Regions from separate parts of the Mus musculus genome. Here region 1 is linked to region 2. A link is a loop called in an ENCODE intact Hi-C map of the cell type or tissue named here. Cell type or tissue: heart. All regions are shown on one strand.

The links. Peaks named below come from ENCODE experiments on the same cell type or tissue, not always from the same donor. Only the 100,000 strongest peaks of a DNase experiment are listed, where the experiment ranks them.
Region 1: a loop joins it to region 2, with 10 times the contacts of the local background. A loop is called at or near these places in 3 of 42 quality-filtered maps.

Annotation. Positions count from the first base shown.
Region 1 is chr2:148,404,852-148,407,351 of GRCm38, reverse strand. Thbd (thrombomodulin) reads left to right here. Exons shown (of 1, transcript NM_009378.3): 1 at 1-2,500. The coding sequence ends at 1,139. Among named protein-coding and RNA genes, the nearest start is that of Thbd, 2.1 kb to the left of the region's middle. In heart, a CTCF peak has its summit at 1,001; a DNase peak (open chromatin) is centred at 991; H3K4me3 peaks cover 2,148 bases; H3K27ac peaks cover 1,375 bases; H3K27me3 peaks cover 1,430 bases.
Region 2 is chr2:148,170,298-148,172,797 of GRCm38, reverse strand. It overlaps Gm36597 (a long non-coding RNA gene), which reads right to left and starts at 2,191. Exons shown (of 3, transcript XR_375096.1): 1 at 2,120-2,191. In heart, no CTCF peak of the experiment used is centred here; DNase peaks (open chromatin) are centred at 937 and 1,497; H3K27ac peaks cover 925 bases.

The sequences.
Region 1 (2,500 bases), 230 kb before region 2:
GTGGTGCGGACTTTCAAACGCTGCCGGTAGGCAGTTCCGCCGCGGTGGAGCCCCTTGGCTTGGAGCTGGTGTGCAGGGCCCCGCCCGGAACTTCAGAGGGACACTGGGCTTGGGAAGCGACAGGAGCCTGGAATTGCAGCGTGGAGAATGGTGGCTGTGAGTACTTGTGCAATAGGAGCACGAATGAACCCAGATGCCTCTGCCCCAGAGACATGGACCTGCAGGCCGATGGACGTTCGTGTGCAAGACCTGTGGTTCAATCGTGCAACGAACTCTGCGAGCATTTTTGTGTCAGCAACGCTGAAGTGCCAGGCTCTTACTCCTGTATGTGTGAGACAGGCTACCAGTTGGCTGCAGACGGACACCGGTGTGAGGACGTGGATGACTGTAAGCAGGGGCCCAATCCATGTCCCCAGCTCTGTGTTAACACCAAGGGCGGCTTCGAATGCTTCTGCTATGATGGCTATGAGTTGGTGGATGGAGAGTGCGTGGAGCTTCTGGATCCGTGTTTCGGATCTAACTGCGAGTTTCAGTGCCAGCCAGTGAGCCCCACCGACTACCGATGCATCTGCGCTCCAGGCTTCGCACCCAAGCCGGATGAACCGCACAAGTGCGAAATGTTCTGCAATGAAACTTCGTGCCCAGCAGACTGTGACCCTAACTCTCCTACTGTTTGTGAATGCCCTGAAGGCTTCATCCTGGACGAGGGTTCCGTATGCACGGACATTGATGAGTGCAGTCAAGGCGAATGCTTCACCAGTGAATGTCGAAACTTCCCTGGCTCCTATGAGTGTATCTGCGGGCCTGACACAGCCCTTGCTGGTCAGATTAGCAAAGACTGTGACCCCATCCCTGTTAGGGAAGACACCAAGGAAGAGGAGGGCTCTGGGGAGCCTCCAGTCAGCCCTACGCCAGGCTCTCCGACAGGTCCCCCTTCTGCAAGGCCAGTGCACTCTGGCGTGCTCATTGGCATCTCCATTGCCAGCCTGTCCCTGGTGGTGGCGCTTTTGGCGCTTCTCTGTCACCTGCGCAAGAAGCAGGGCGCTGCTCGTGCAGAGCTGGAGTACAAGTGCGCATCTTCCGCCAAGGAGGTAGTGCTGCAGCACGTCAGGACTGATCGGACGCTGCAGAAGTTCTGAGGGATTTGCTCCAGAGACCCAGGTGGCCTTTGTCTTTCCGGGCTCTGTACCTCTCCTCTCCTCTCTCTCTCTCCAGCCTCCCAGCTGTGTTCTCTGGCAACTTAAAAGCACCCTGGCTGGTATAATAACCAGAGAAGAGCCCATCCTCTCAGGACAAGCGAGGGTAGGGAGGACTTGAAGCAGGACAGCCCAGTTTCTTCCAAGTAGATACTGGACAACTGGGCGGAGGTGGCAAATACAGCGGAGATCCCAGAGTACCCCAGTCCCTCACCTCACCTCCTAGTGCTGCTGATCTGTAGGCTTGAAGGCAAACCTTGACCCCATGGGCTGGAGATGACCCAGATATTTATTTTTTTTAAAGTATTTAGTATTTTCTTCCCTCCAGTTTTCTTCTGCTTGTAAGTCTCCAGCCCCCCACAGCTTTCTCAGTCCCTCCATTCCCCCCCTCCTGTCATTCTCCTCCCCAAACCTGATCATAACTTTGCCCTTACCGTTGTTTCCAAACTCTTATGTGAAACAGAAAAGAAACACTAAAAGCAGAAAACGTTCTTTTTCACTGGCTTTGGGTATTTAGTCAGAAATTTCAGGTAACCAAAGCAAAAGAATTTTAACAAAAGCTAAAATATTTCAGCTGAACACTAACTAGTCAATAGTGCTGGAATGTCACAGAAAATAAACTTAAGGAAGTAGGGTTTTTTTTTTTTTTGAAATCTTTGTTTTTGAAAGGGTGAGCCTGGGTTTTATGATTGTTGCTGTTGTTTTGAATGGGAATGACAAAAGAGGTCATTATTGTTAAGATTTTTATGCAGGCTCTACAGTGTTATTAATTTTTGACAGTGTTCAAAATGTGCAGAGGATCCTTTGTCCAACCCTTTGACATGACAATAGGACATTGCTATCTTGAGACATACTGGGCCACATTCATAGCTTTCCAAGGATGTATGTGGTCCTGCCTCAACATATCAGAGCCTGACAGATGGAAGCACCTTCCAGTAAAGCATGAGTTGTGTGCTTCGTGCCGAGCTGACTCTCAACTGTGCCTGCCCCTTGTAGTCCCGAAATACAAGCAATGTGCTGCTGAGGGAAACATGGAAACTTGGGAATGGAGTCTGGGGGTGCCTAGATGGGGCTTTCTTTTAATGAGACTCTTGAACAATATCTCGTAATTCAGAGGGATCTTCTAGCCCTGGCCACTGGCCTGTACACAAGAATTGGGACCTCGCTTGGGATCTGGCTAGAATTGCAAAATCCTAGCCCCCACCCCTGCCCCACCCCAGTGTGCCAGTTCATAAGAATCTGCATTTTGACAACATCCACAGGGACATTGTCCAGTCATTTCAGGACAACTGGTCTTAAGAGTT
Region 2 (2,500 bases):
TGTTAAAAACACCAGAGGAGCAGAGTTTGATTTCTAGCCTCTATGTCAGCATATAGTTGTCTGTAATTTCCAGGGGGGGGGTCTGACACTTGTTTCTGATGTCCAAGGACTCCTGACCATATGTAGCTACACTCACACACACACATACACACACACACACACAGAGAGAGAGAGAGAGAGAGAGAGAGAGAGAGAGAGAGAGAGAGAGAGAGAGAGAATGAATGTGAGAAACCTCCAAGTTCTCCAGTTACCAGGTCTGTGTGTACACCATAGTGTTTCAAAAGAGGAACACTAAACCTCCAGCAGCCCAGAACCTGCAGTCCAATCTGCATTTATAGCCCACATAAATTCCAAGAGCCAGACTTAGACACAGTAGGACAGACAGACAGGCACAGGGTTTGTCACAGTGTTGTGACAAAGTTTCATAGAGGTATAATCCAATAGAGGAGCCCTGAGCATCTCTGTTCAGTTTCTACACTGTGAAATGTTTTAATGTTCTTTTCTTTCTTTAAAAACAAAACAAAACAAAACAAAACAAAAAAAAACAAATTAATCCACTGATTTAAGGCAGACTCTCATGTGGCTTGGGATAGCCAGGAACTCACTACGTGGCTAAAGATGACTTTGAACTACTGACCCTCCTGCCTTTATGTCCCAAATGCTGGAATTAGAATTGACCTACACCAATATATCCAGTTCATGACATGTTCTGACCAAGCCAGTGTTTCCTGAATGCTAGGCAAGTACTCTACTAACAGCTACATCCACAGCCTGGGCTCTGATGTCCTGAAGGAACCTGGATAAACAACACTACTAGAGTGTGAGTCTTATAGGAACAACATTGTCCCTTAGACTGGCATCCACGTGACCAGAGACTATGCACTGGACTCTGAAGCAATGTTAGGATTAGAGGGGATGTGGATATTGTTTTTCCCTTGACCTTCCTGTGTCCTTTGAGGGAGGAGCCAGCAGGAAGCAGGGGTGACATGTAGAGATGCCAGATGGTATGTGGGCTGGTTCAGAGAACCCTAACTTTGATATTGGAGTAATCCTGCTGGATTTATCAAGCAATTGAGCCCTTAAGGGCTGCCTCATTTTAGAACTCTGACTTGCAGAGTTTGGTACAACATATTGGAATGTAGATTTTGGAGCATGACCAGTCAAAGGAAACCATTATTCTCATACAATCCCAGGAAACATAGCACTCCTCTGTTAAGATGCTGTTTTAAGGGTCAGCCCAGACTTGTATGGCCATAAACTGTTGTGTGGTTGTCTAGGGGATGCTGTAGCTATAAGCTGCCCACACGCATGGCTTCACCCAGAGGCACAGAGACTGGTGCACATTATCCATCCCTTCCTTCTCTGAGACGATTGCTTTGCTTTGACTGAACTGAGTTTCTCCCTGGGTTTGTTTCATAGACATTAAAAATAGCAGCCAGTTAGGCCCTCTGGCCTGGAATTTCCTGGAACCACCCACTGCAGGACACTGGGCTCAGGCTGTCACGGGCTCTTTCCCTGAGTCGATCCCACTCCACCCTTTGAGTCCAGCAGGAGTGTTAGGAACCAAGTGTATCCAGGGGTGAACTGGTGACATCCCTTCCTGAACCTGGGGTAGTTTGGAACTAAAAGGTCTCTTGGAGCTCTGGCAGTCTGGTTGGAGTAGGCCAGAACTGAAGATTGAGTCTGGTGTTAGAACTCAAGGACTCTGCTTCATTCTGTGTGTGATATTCTTCTCTTTTTAAAAAAAATACATTTTTTAATTAAGGTAGAATGACATCATTTTCCTAGCATGAACTACACAGTATTCTTTCCTTAACCTGCACTTTCTTACTTGGAAAATATGATTCAGGCATTCTCCCTAACTGACACTTCGCCTGTGAGATCACTGGCAACTAAATAAAGGCACAGAGGTGACTCCTAGCATTTCCCAGAGATGGATCTGAAACACGTGGCCCTACTTAGGATGACGTGGGTAACTCTGCTGATCAGGGGCAGCCCCCTACCACAACCCTCAGAGTTCAGTTGCATTTGCCTTTGAGAATACAGACTGTTGAGAAAACAAACAACAAAACAAAACAATTATCAGTCAGAGAGATTCAAAATAGATAGTGGTTCCTACCTGCATACTGATTCCTCGAGAAACAGGAGAGATCACACAGGAAAAAGTCAGGAAGTATGGTACCACCCATCTCCTCCTGCCAATGATACAGGGAAAATTATAGAAGTAGTTAAGAGGCTCACGGGCACAGGTGTATGCTGAGAATAGGCCAAACTACAGATGTTTTTGCTCTCAGCATAATGGACGCTGTCCTACATCATGCTGTTTCTGGAATCACTGTGTGATAAACTATCAGCTTAGAGATGGCAGACTAGTGAGGGACGCTAGGAAGCCTTCGTCTTCCCATGCCTTCCCTGACTATGCTGACCTCTCTTACCATCTTAGAGGGTGTGTTACAGACCTGAGCCCTGTCCTTCAGGTGCCTTTTGGTATAGCTTTCCT